2 separate regions of the Homo sapiens genome follow, and region 2 is linked to region 1. The links are chromatin contacts, found by Hi-C or POLR2A ChIA-PET in ENCODE. All regions are on one chromosome and are shown on one strand. Each heading gives the region's core, a stretch centred on a gene start or an enhancer-like site at or near the end of the contact. The rest is flanking DNA. Distances are from core to core; before and after follow the strand shown. Region 1 holds the start of CYBRD1 (cytochrome b reductase 1). Region 2 has its middle 130 kb from the start of METTL8.

The links. A loop is a pair of places that touch in the nucleus more often than their neighbours do. ChIA-PET counts read pairs that join two places held with the same protein, here RNA polymerase II (POLR2A). Pooled maps may share reads with other maps.
Region 2: a loop to region 1 is called in a pooled map, with 2.7 times the contacts of the local background. The contact joins the enhancer-like site here to the promoter of CYBRD1 in region 1. A Hi-C loop is called at or near these places in 6 of 37 single-sample maps with no recorded cell type and 4 of 50 pooled maps. POLR2A ChIA-PET finds 5 or more read pairs at or near these places in 4 of 52 experiments (HCT116, WTC11 and activated CD4-positive, alpha-beta T cell).

Annotation. Positions count from the first base shown.
Region 1 is chr2:171,517,584-171,524,201 of GRCh38, forward strand. It overlaps CYBRD1 (cytochrome b reductase 1), which reads left to right and starts at 4,891. Exons shown (of 4, transcript NM_024843.4): 1 at 4,891-5,155. The coding sequence starts at 4,963. It also overlaps the pseudogene RPS15P4. RefSeq lists an enhancer at 4,980-5,089 and silencers at 5,200-5,309, 5,460-5,529.
Region 2 is chr2:171,303,386-171,309,313 of GRCh38, forward strand. No RefSeq gene overlaps it. Among named protein-coding and RNA genes, the nearest start is that of METTL8, 130 kb to the right of the region's middle. Within about 2 kb of position 4,431, at least 2 of the 41 ENCODE cell types and tissues checked have a DNase peak (open chromatin) inside an H3K27ac peak, as active enhancers do.

The DNA.
Region 1 (6,618 bases), core at 3,641-6,140:
GCTGGCGCGCACTGTACAGCTGCATCGGCTGCTCCAGCTGCTCGTAGGACATGTCCAGCAGCTGGTCCAGGTCCACGCCGCGGTAGGTGAACTTGCGGAAGGTCCGCTTCTTCTTCTGCTCTACTTCTGCCATCTTGCCGGATCCTCAGAAGAGCAGCATACTGGACTTCTGTATGCACCAGAAGAAATGCAACATTATTTTGTGGAAGTTCAAAAGACAGATGGCATCTAGGGCTCCCAGTGCCTCATCTCCTGATGGGTGGGATTTGGATTTTCTTTCCACAACCCTCACAACATGTCTTCTTACTCTACATTCTACATCTGTGTGAGGGACAAAAAATTCTGCATGAGCATGTTTCTAGCATCTAGGTGTTTTTTTTGTTTGTTTTTTTTTTTTTTTTTTTTTTTTTGAGACAGAGTCTCGCTCTGTCGCCCAGGCTGGAGTGCAGTGGCGTGATCTCGTCTCACTGCAAGCTCCGCCTCCCTGGTTCACGCCATTCTCCTGCCTCAGCCTCCCGAGTAGCTGGGACTACAGGTGCCTGCCACCACGTCTGGCCAATTTTTTGTATTTTTAGTAGAGACAGGGTTTCACCGTGTTAGCCAGGATGGTCTCGATCTCCTGACCTCAAGATCTGCCCGCCTTGGCCTCCCAAAGTGCTGGGATTACAGGCGTGAGCCACTGCGCCCGGCCAGCTTCTAGGTTTTTAGGAAGGCCATCTTCTTCAATGCTCTCCCCCACCTGCTACATCAGGAATCACCCAACAGCATTGCTGACAGGTTATTGAGTCTGATTAGGTACTTTGGTGACAAACTGCTTACAATCTCCAGAGGGAAACTTCTATCATTTAACAACTCTGTTTTAAAAAAGTTCACAGGCAGGGGTGGTGGCTCATGCCTATAATGCCAGCACTTTGGGCCGCCAAGGCAGGTGGATCTCCTGAGCTCAGGAGTTTGAGACCAGCCTGAGCAACATGATGAAACCCCCTTTCTACCAAACATACAAAAATTAGCCAGGCATGGTGACACACGCCTGTGGTCCCAGCTACTTGGGAGGCTGAGGCAGGAGGGTGAGTCCAGGAGGTGGAGGCTGCAGTGAGCCAAGATCATGCCACTGCACTCCAATCTGGGTGACAGAGTGGGACCCTGTCTCAAAAAGAAAAATAATTAATTAATTAATTAAAAGGTTAACAGTAAGCCACAACAATGTTTATTGAAAAATTTCCCCTTCTCAGTGACAGTTTTATTTAATATCAAAGTTAGGTTCTTAAAAGATAATTTAAAAGTTGAAATTCTCTCAGTTTTACATATAACTTCAAGATGATTCAACACCATTGGTACCATTTGGCCATGTTTTCATCCTCCCGAAATGTTTTGTTAAATGGGGTCTGGAATCCCAGAGATTCTCATCTGCTGCTGCTATGAAGCAAAATTAACTCAAGAGTGGAGTGAAGGTGTTAGGTCAATGGGGTGAAAACATTAATTGAGGACAAAGACTAGATACTTTTAGGGAGAGGGATAGGGATACAATGATGTCATTATAGAATTACAAGCTAAAGTTCGCAAAGGAAAAGAATCAGTGTAAGATGAAACAGGCAATGTTTGCAGCACTCAGGAACCAAAAAAAGGTCTGAAAAAATAAAACCGGAAGATTCAGGGATAGTTTCCTTTTATTCCTAGGGATCCGCTCTCACTCTTCTCTCTTCTGCTCTGTGCCCTAAGTTGACCTGGGATGGATACATGGACTGCCCTGTGGCTTCTGATTAGGTTCTGGTTAGCCCCTGGGACACCCTAGGCAGAAGATCAGAGGGGAGAAGAGTAAGGCTGGAATATTTATCTGCTTCCATCTTTCTCCCTATGAGGTCTCTGCAGGCTGGCTGCATCCCTGTACTCAAGGCCTCTATCGGACTTCCCCCTCCGCACAATTTTCTCTCTGGATTCCAGTAATTCTCTGCCCTTCAGACCTGGGGCACTGCCTAACCCTGAGGTTTCCTACACTGCCCACAACTTCATAAACAGTCTTGTTCATTATGAAATTACTCAATTCCAATATGCTGTTTGTTTTCTGCCAGGACCCTGATTAACACACTCAGTCTCATTAGCCTCCCAACACATGTTTATTGAGTAACTACCACATCCCAAGGAGGAATAAAATGATCAATTAGAGAATCAATGCCTTCAATAGGGCAGTCTGAGAGTGGAGACAGCCAGAGAAGCAGATCCTTATATTACATCCTGACAGGTGACACAAGGAGGCACTGGATGGGGAGGTCAGTGGGATATAAAAGTCTGGGCAGGGGCAGACTCAGGGAAGGTTTCTCAGTGGAGATGGGGGTCAGGGAAATTTAGAGGCAGTGGCGTGGGTAGGAAGTGGTCAGAAGCTGCCAGAGCAGTTTACAGCCAAGGACATCAGGGCCAGTCAGGTTGTGGTAAGAGACTGGCAGGGGGTGCTAGGCTGGACCAGATCAAAGAAAGCCTTGTGCTGGGGAAAGGTATCCTTCTCTTCCATTTGCTTACTCTCCCCACCAAGGGAAAAATAATGACACAGGTGAGGTCTACAGCCTTTTACTCTGAGCCCTTAATCCTGCCCTACTACCATGGCTTGCCACTCCTATTTCCTTAGCCTGCTTTGAAAATCATCCCCGTATACTTCCTGCACATTCTAAGGTCTTTCAAGACGGCAACAAGACAATATAGCAAAGTAGTCCTTGGAGATGAGCTACAGAAGAGGGCTAGAAGTGAACGTTCCCAAATGCATTCTGGAAGCCCTGGCAGTCAGAACCCTTTTTCTTATAATAGCATTAGATAATGCTGACATTGTTTTTGTCCAGTGGAGAAGGGTGAGGATAATGTTGGAAAGAGGGCAGGGAGCAAGCTTCACTTCATCAAGGAGGGGCTTTGGTTCAAATTGGTTTGGGTGGGCGGGCACTTTGAAAATCCATTTGTCACACTAAACGGCAAGTCCAGGTCCAGGAGGTTCCTGTCTTCCCTCTCTCAAGAGCAAACTGCAAGTAGTTTCATTGCAGGATAAGGCCAAGCCCACCGCTGCCCATGCTGTTTTTGTTTTGTTTCCAGACAGAGTCTAGCTGTCACCAGGCTGCAGTGCAGTGGTGCGATCATACCTCTCCTGAGCTCAAGTGATTCTCTTGCCTCCACCTCCCAAAGCCCTGGGATTACAGCTGTGAGACACCTCATGGGGACCCGGTTTACTGGGTTTTTTTTGTTTTTTGTTTTTTGTTTTTTTTTGAGACAGAGTCTCACTTTGTCACCCAAGCTGAAGTGCAGTGGTGCAACCTCAGCTCACTGCAGCCTCGACCTTCTGGGCTCAAGTGATCCTCCTTCCTCAGTCCCCCAAGTAGCTGGGGCTACAGGTGCATGCATTTGTATTTTCAGTAGAGACAGGGTTTCACCTTGTTGCCCAGGCTGTTCTCAAACTCCTGGACTCAAGTGATCTGCCCGCCTTAGCCTCCCAAAGTGCTAAGATTACAGGTGTGAGGCACTGCGCCTGGCCTTTACTGTTAACTTAAAACAAAAAATTATAAATTTGAAAAAAGAGGAGACTTTATTTCTTATAAAAGGTTATAGCCTGCAAGGAGGCCATTCCATAGGCTGATAAACATAGCCTCTGGCCTAAGACCAGAGACAGGCACTTGGAAGGCAGAGGGGTTGGGGTAGGAGCTTTATGCTGAACAGTTTGGCCAAACATACATACGTAACAGGTTACAGGAGGAGCTATGAATATTAATGGAGGTGGTCCTTACACATGCATATTGAACAAACATGCATGTAACATGTTCTCTTTGGGGTGGAGACTTAACATTTAATTGTATTACTTCAAATACATTTAAATGTATTACTTCAAACCTACACTTCAAAAGGTCTTTTCAGGACGTGAATGCATACAAGTGCACAATCCCTGTACACTGGCCAGAACCGGTCCATGGTCGGTCTTCTTATCATGAAAAAGTTCCTGAAATCAGCCCAGTGAAAGCTGTAGTTCTGGCTGGTGCAACAGGGGTTCAGCTGGTCAGCATCTGTGAACTGATTAAGTTGTAATTGTTTTAATATTGCTTATCTCAAGCCAGTGCTTGTTTAGCCTCTAGAGGAAAAGAAAACCTTTGTGGCAGTTAGACCATAGTTTATTTCTTAAGTGTAGGAGTGTGTGACTTAGGTCCTTTTTATAATTTGATGTCTTATTGCTACAAAGAGTCTGTTCTGTCCGCCTTATGATTTCTATTTTAAACATTAATGCTAGTCAGCTGTTGAGTCTAAATTCCAAAATGGAGGGGGTAGACTTCCCTTCCGGCTGTAGCTAGAAACTCAGCTTTAAGGTTTTTCTGGGGTCTGCTTGGCCAAGGAGGTCCATTCAGTCAGTGAGGGGCTTAGGATTTTATTTTTAGTTTACACCACCTTACAGGTTCCTCCTTAACACCCTTTGATGTCAGAGACAGCCAATTCTCCAGCACTGTGGCTAAGGAGGCTTCGTTAGTAGTTAAAAGCACACACATAACCCTACCCAACGGATCCCTCTCTTCTCTTAACCAAGAGGGCGCACCACTGCCCTACTCAACCTCCCCACAAATAAGGACGAGACACGGGAAGTGTTAAAAGCAAGTGGTGAGTATAAAATCCTCGGAATTTTCTCTTTGAGCAACTAACTAGGTCTGTTACTGAAGCCCTCTGCGAGCTTGGATGCTGGACGAGGGAGAGGGTGAGGCCACCAGGCAATGAGCGCCCTCGGCGGCCGCGTGATCCCGGGGGTGGGGCCCATTTCTGAGTTGGGGCCAGCTCCCCACCCCCAAGAGGCCCCACATTCCGGGCCAGCAGCCCAGAAAGTCCCTCCCCGCAGGCGGAGACAGCCCCAAGAAGTCGACGCCCCGGTCCCGCCGCCCGGCCACTACCCAGAGGGCTGCCGCCGCCTCTCCAAGTTCTTGTGGCCCCCGCGGTGCGGAGTATGGGGCGCTGATGGCCATGGAGGGCTACTGGCGCTTCCTGGCGCTGCTGGGGTCGGCACTGCTCGTCGGCTTCCTGTCGGTGATCTTCGCCCTCGTCTGGGTCCTCCACTACCGAGAGGGGCTTGGCTGGGATGGGAGCGCACTAGAGTTTAACTGGCACCCAGTGCTCATGGTCACCGGCTTCGTCTTCATCCAGGGCATCGGTACTGGCACCTCCTGGGGGGGTGCGGGGAGGAAAGCGGGGAGAACGGCGGGGGCAGAGGGTCCTCCGTGAAGCCCCTTCCAGCTGAGGAAGTGCTGGAGGATCGCGGGGCCCGGAGGAGTGCGGTGAGGAGCGCGCGGGAAGCCAAGTCGGCTGGGCGGGAGGGAGGCTGGCTGGCTCTGGGGCGGGACAGAGCTGCGGTTCAGGAGGATCGCCGCGAGCGCGGGGCCGGGGGTGCGCGGTGGAGACGCGCTGCTGGGGGCGGCGGAGCGGGGCCGGCCCCACTTGGTTAACTCTTTGCGGCGACTGGCTAGGACGCACTGGAGGGGCCTCCAAGACCCAGAAACTTGAGCCCGGGCGCGATGCCGGAGCGCCGCGCAGTCGGGCCGCTGCAGCCCACGCGCCCCGGAAAGTCGCCCCTGTGGACCGAGCCTGCGCGATCGGGGGCGCGGAAACACTTTCGCCTCAGCCTTTTGCTGAACTTGCTTCCAGGCTGCAGATGAGGAGGGGAAGGCAGCGGGGAAAAGATTGCCGGAGCGAGAATTTGCCCGTATTTGTAACATCCTCGGCCCTGGGTAAAGGGGCTGGCCAAGGGGGGCGAGTGAAGCATCCGCCCTGGGTTCCTCTCCTCCTAGAGTGTTAAACTCAGTCGAGTCCGGGAAGCTGCCAGGACTTCCAAGTGTGTTTCGCCGCCCTGCCCAGTCATTGGACGGTCTTGAGCCCGACTTGTTTATGTGGCAGAAGAGTGGCGAAAGTTCCCCCGCGGGGCTTCCTATTGGGCACTGGCCCAGCACTCCGGGTGGGAGATGCCCGGAGAGGGCCCGCGGCTGCCTGGCACCGAGGGATGCCTCTGCTCGGGATGCCCCCGGCGCAAGCTGCGTCCGTGTTTGGCCCGCGGCGAGCCAGCCCCGGGCCTGCATTCTCTGGGCTGAGGCTGGCGCGGGGGAGGGGCTCAGCAGTCGCTGGCAATGTTTGTTGTCATTGTGTAGTGCCTCTCAATGTCCTGACTGCTTCCTTCGGTTTGCCGTGTAGCTGGAGGAACCTCTAGCTTTTGGCGCAAACACCATTTATTTGTAACCACTTCCCCAAAGGCACGGCCTTCAGAAAGTAGTTAGAGAAAGGCAGCAAGGGGTGGAGTGGTGTTATGTCGCAGAAAATAATCGAGAGGAGTAGCAAGGGTTTGGAAAGATATGCCCACTGGCCGAAATCTCTAGCTTTGCCTGCGGGCAGGCTGCCTTTTCTTCACCAAATATTTAACTCCCCACAAACGAGTGTGCAAAAGAGTGCTGACCTCATTCCTAAAGAAAAGTGATTTTGGCTTTTGTTTTTGTTGGTTGTTTTAAACTTGTACTGCAGCTTTGGCAAGTGTGGCCAGCATTCTCCCACTCTGGAATGTAGTGGAAGGTGTTACTAACCCTCAGCATTCAAAGGCTTCCCTGGTGTGAGATCGGCATCAGGGTGTGA
Region 2 (5,928 bases), core at 3,181-5,680, 210 kb before region 1:
TTCTCCATGTCGGTCAGGCTAGTCTCAAACTCCCGCCCTCAAGTGATCTGTCCACCTCAGCCTCCCAGAGTTCTGGGATTACAGGCTTGAGCCTCTGCGCCTAGCCTATGACCCAAATTTTTAACTTGGTCACTGCTATGGTTGGAATGTTTGTATCCCCCTAATATTCATATGTCGAAATCCTAACCCCTAAAGTGATGGTATTAGAAGGTGGGCTGTTGGGAGGTGATTAGGTCATGAGAACTAAAGGGATTAGTGTCATCATAAAAGAGTCCTGAAGGAGCTCAGTTGTCCCTCAGCCTCCCAAAGTTCTGGGATTATAGGTGTGAGTCACCATATCTGGCCAAATCCTCCAGTGCCTTGATCTTGGATTTCCCAGCCTCCATAACTGTGAGAAATACATTTCTGTTGTTATAGCAACCCAAATGGGCTAAGAGAGTCGCCTCATCTAAACATGAATTACAGTCAACGAAATGCTAAATTGATAGCATGGACTTACCTATATTGCCTCCTACCTCCCAGGTTTGCTGTATGTGACCGCAGTCATGTCATAATAGTCCAGAAGGGCCTGCTGTGAGTGACACTCCCTAGCACCAAGCTTTAGGCTATGCAGTTGGAGGTGACATTTGGATTGAAATAACAGATAAGCTGAAGTCATAGGTAAGAAGATGAGCATGAACTCTGAAGGGAGATTTAAGACCAGAAAATGGGAAATGAGCACTTTGGTCAGAGATCAAGAGGCAGCTAGGTGCAGTGGCTCATGCCTGTAATCCCAGGACTTGAGGAGCCTGAGGCAGGAGGACTGCTCGAGCCTAGGAGTTTGAGATCAGCCTGGGCAACAAAATGAGATCCCATCTCTACCAAAAAAAATTTAAAAATTAGCCAGGTGTGGTGGTATGTGCCTGTAGTCCTTGCCACTCAGGAGGCTGAGGCAGGAGGATTGCTTCTGCCTAGGGATTTGAGGTGGCAGTGAGCTATGATCACACAACTGCACTCCAGCCTGGGAAAAAGAATGAGACTCTGTCTCAAAAAAAAAAAAAAAAAAAAAAAAGTAAGAGGCTGGAGAGACAGAAAAAAATATAGTTCTTAAAATGCCAAACTTGACCCTCAAAGAATGTTGAGGTTTTTCTCCTATGGTGTGCCAGGCACACTAAGAGGGAGGTCATGTGTAACTCCTTTGCTTCAGGCTCTCTCCACTTGTCCATCACCAACCACAAGGAGTAATGGAAGGGCTGAACTTTCCCAGGTTTGCTTGGCAAAGAGTTGTGATGATCCCAGAGCATACTGTGGGGTGGAGTGTTATGAGAAGGTTCTGTGGTGGTGGGAGTCCAGGATGTCTTATAATTAAGTCCTTCCTCTGGGACTGGATGACAAGAGTATATGCACAGTGCCAGGCACAGTCGACATCGGCTGGCCATAGTGAGAAACGGTGGAAAACAGCGTGGTGTATATAAAAAGTGGATGGCGGCCGGGCACGGTGTCTCACGCCTGTAATCCCAGCACTTTGGGAGGCTAAGGCGGGCTGATCACTAGATCAAGAGATCGAGACCATCCTGGCCAACATGGTGAAACCCCGTATCTACTAAAAACACAAAAATTAGCTGGGCATGGTGGCATGCACCTGTAGTCCCAGCTACTCGGGAGGCTGAGGCAGGAGAATCCCTTGAACCCAGGAGGTGGAGGTTGCAGTGAGCCAAGGTCGCACCACTGCACTCCAGCCTGGCAACAGGGTGAGACTCTGTCTCAAAAAACAAAAAACAAACAAACAAAAAAAAAACAAGAAAGAAAGAAAGAAAAAAGTGGATGGCAAGTCCAGGGAGCTAGAAATAGAGGGCAGAAGTTCATAGTTTTGGAAGGCCAGACTGAACACTGGGCTAGCTGCTTTTTTTTTTTTTTCTTTTTTGAGACACAGTCTCGTTCAGTCACCCAGGCTGGAGTGCAGTGGTGGGATCTTGGCTCACTGCAACCTCTGCCTCCCGGGTTCAAGCAATTCTTCTGCCTCAGCCTCCTGAGTAGCTGGGACTACAGGCACGCACCACCATGCCCGGCTAATTTTTGTATTTTTAGTAGAGACGGGGTTTCACCATATTGGACAGGCTGGTCTTGAACTCCTGACCTCGTGATCCGCCTGCCTTGACCTCCCAAAGTGCTGGGATTACAGGCGTGAGCCACTGCACCTGGCCGCTAGCTGCTTTTTTAAAAATTGTGGTAAAATGCACATATAATAAAATTTACCATCTTAACTATTTTTAAGTGCACAATTCAGTGACATTAGTACTTTCACATTGTTGTGCTACCATCAATATTGGGCCCATCAATATCATCCATAGAACCCTTTTCATCTTGCAAAACTAAAACTCTGTACCCATTAAGTGACAATTCCCCATCCCCCTGTCACCCAGCCCTGGTGACCACCATTCTATTTTCCATCTCTATGAATTTGACTATTCCAGGTACCCCATGTAAGTGGAATCATACTATATTTTTCCTTTTGTGATTGGCTTATTTCACTTGGCGTGATGTCCTCAAGGTTCATTCATATTGTAGCATGTGTCAGAATTTCCTTCCTCTTTAAGGCTGAATAATATTCCATTTTATGTATATATCACATTTTGCTTATACATTCATCTGTTGATGGACACTTGGTGCTATTCTTTGAATGTATTCCCCAAGCTCATGGGTTGGAAACTTAATTCCCAATTCAACAGTGTTGAGACCTTTAAGAGGTGAGTAGGTCATGAGGGCTCTCCCCTCATGAATGGATTAAAGCAGTTATCACACGAGTGGGCTCCTGATAAAAGGATTCATTTGACCTCCTTTTCTCCCTCTCATGCTCTCTTGCCATTCCACTTTCCACCATGGAATGGCACAGCAAGAAGGCTCTCACCAGACGTCAAGCATTTGCCAGTACCATGCCCTTGGACTTCCCAGTTTCCAGAACCATGAGCCAAATACATTTCTTTTCTTTATAAATTACCCAGTCTCAGGTATTCCGTTACAGCAACACAAAACGGACTAAGACACTTGGGTTACTTTCACCTTTTGGCTACTGTGAAAAATGCTACTATGAACATGCATGTACAAATATCTCCTCAGGTCCATGCTTTCAATTATTTTGGGTATATGCTAAGAATTGCTGAATCACATGATAATTCTATTTTTAATTTTTTGGGGGCCCACCATACTGTTTTCTATAGCTATTGCACCATTTTACATTCCCATCAACAGTGCACAAGAGTTCCAATTTCTCCATACCTTTGCCAACATTTATTATTTTCTGGGTTTTGGTAGTAGCCATCCTAATGGGTTTGAGGGGGTATCCCATTGTGGTTTTGATTTGCATTTCCCTAATGATTAATGACATTGAGCATTTTTTTATATGCTATTGCCATTTGTATAACATTTTCTGAGAAATGTCTATTCAAGTTCTTTGCCCATTTTAAAATTGAGGGTTTTATTGTTGAGTTGTGAGAGTATTTTTTGTTTTGTTTTGTTTTTTGTTTTGAGACATGATCTCACTCTGTCACCCTGGCTAGAGTGCAGTGGTGCGATCACAGCTCACTGCAGTATTGACCTCCAAGGCCCAAGCGATCCTCCCACACCAGCCTCCTAAGTAGCTGGGACTATAGATGCACACCGCCATGCTCAGCTAATTTTGTTCTTTTTTTTTTTTTTTTTTTTGTAGAGACAGGGGTCTCACTATGTTGCCCAAGCTGGTCTTGAACTCCTGGGCTCCAGCAACCCTCCCACCTCAGCTTCCCAAAGTGCTAGGATTACAGGCATGAGCCACCATGCCCGGTGTAAGAGTTCTTCATATATTCTGGATACTAAACCCTTATCAGATGTATGATTTGCAAACATTTTCTCCCATTGCGTGGGATGCCTTTTACTCTGTTGATGTGTCCTTTAATGCACAGAACTTTTTAATGTTGTTGTAGTCCAACTTTTCTTTTTCTTTTGTTGTCTGTACTTTCGTTGTCATATCCAAGAAATTATTGCCAAACCCAATGTCATGAAGTTTTTCTTCTGTTTTCTTCTAAGAGTTTTATAGTTTTAGGTTCTACATCTAGGTTTTCAATCCATTTTGATTTAATTTTTGTATCTGGCATAAATTTGGGGTCCAATTTCTCTTGCAAGTTGATATCCAGTTTTCCCAATGTTATCTGTTGAAAAAACTGTCCTTTCCCCATTGAATGGTTTTGGCACCCTTATGGAAAATCATTTGACCATATGTGCAGGTATTTATTTCTGGACTCCAAAAGGGCTATTTGTTGAGTTTATGTGAGGATCAGGTGATAACTGTGGTAAAGGTGAGTCAGATCAGGTTCTATGCTTGGATGACCGCTTTGAGTAAATGATGCATAGTGTGAGGCTTTATAGCCGTCTTTGGCCTATTTTGGAGAATCTTACAGATCTCCGGAAAGCAGCTCAGATCTTATCTTAATTGTGACCAGTTGGATGGACTGTGGTGATGCTTAGAGGTGCTGCTAGGTATTGTGAGTAGAAGTCCTACATGCTGTGGCAGGAGGCATTCTGCACAGAGTTATGGGCAGCATTGTTAAAAGCGACCTTGGATGCCAAAGGGTAGATGGTACAAAAGCTATACCTTAAGGACCCATTTCACATGCTTTGTTTGGCTTTTGCCGTATAGCACATGGCTAGATTTGTTCTCTGAGGTTCTTGAAAAGGGTCTAAAAAATGCGGATACCAATTGATATGCTGAGGTTGGCGAAACTATGGTGGCCAAATGGTGATGGTCTGTTGGAGCTAAAGATTTAAGTAGGAGATGCTTACCACATTTCAGACAAATGGGCATCTATCCTGAACTGCAGGAATCTAAAGAGCAGGGGTTCATTTCATCAGCCACCTGCATTTCAGTATTCTCAGTATGCATCACACTTTCTGGCACACAGTAGATGCTTAATAAGCATTTGATTATCTGAATTAAACATAAGCCAAAGAAACAGCAATGACTTTCTTAAATAAGAAAACTCAACTTTTCGGTTAGCAAGTTTCTTAAGGCTAATTTAATTATTTTTAAATAATTATTTAAAAATTATTTATTTTAATTTATTTAATATTTATTTAATATTTAATAATTTATTTATTTAAATAATTATTTAAAAATAATTTTATATTAAATATATTTATATTATATATAAATAATTAAATATTTAAATTATTTATCCTGTAATTATTTATCCTCCTCAAAAGAGACAAAGACTTGTTCACCATCCGTATTAGCCAAGGTTCTCTAGAGAGATAGAACCAATAGGGGAGAGAGAGACAGCGAGAAAGAGAACGAGAGAAAGATAAAGAGAAGAGAGGATTTATTAGGGGAACTGGCTCACAGAATTATGGAGGCTGAGAAGTCCCATGACAGGCCATCTGCAAACAGGAGACCAACGGAAGCCAGTGGCATGGCTCAGTCCAAGTACAAACACTTCGGCACCAGGGAAGCCAATAGTGTAACTCTCAGTCTGAAGGCCTAAAAACCAAAGCAGCTGCTGGTGCAAGTTCCAGAGTCCAAAGGCCAGATAACCTGGAGTCCAAAGGCAGGAGAAGAAGGGGGTGTCCCAGTTCCAGGAGAGAGAGAAAATTCACCTTCCCTCTACCTTATTCTATTCAGGTTGCCCACATTGAGGGCAGATCTTCCCCACTCAATTCACTGACTCACATACCAATCTCCAGAAATAATGCTTTACCAGCTATTCAGGTATCTCTTAATCCAGCCAAGTTGACACCTAAAGTTAACCATCAGGTCATCCTTTGAAAAAAAAAAAAAAAAAATATATATATATATATATATATATATATATTTTATAAATATATAATATACTATTATATATTATATATTAATAATGATATTAATTACCACTTATTAAGTGCCAGTTATCACCAGGCATCATACCTAGCATTTGATGTGCA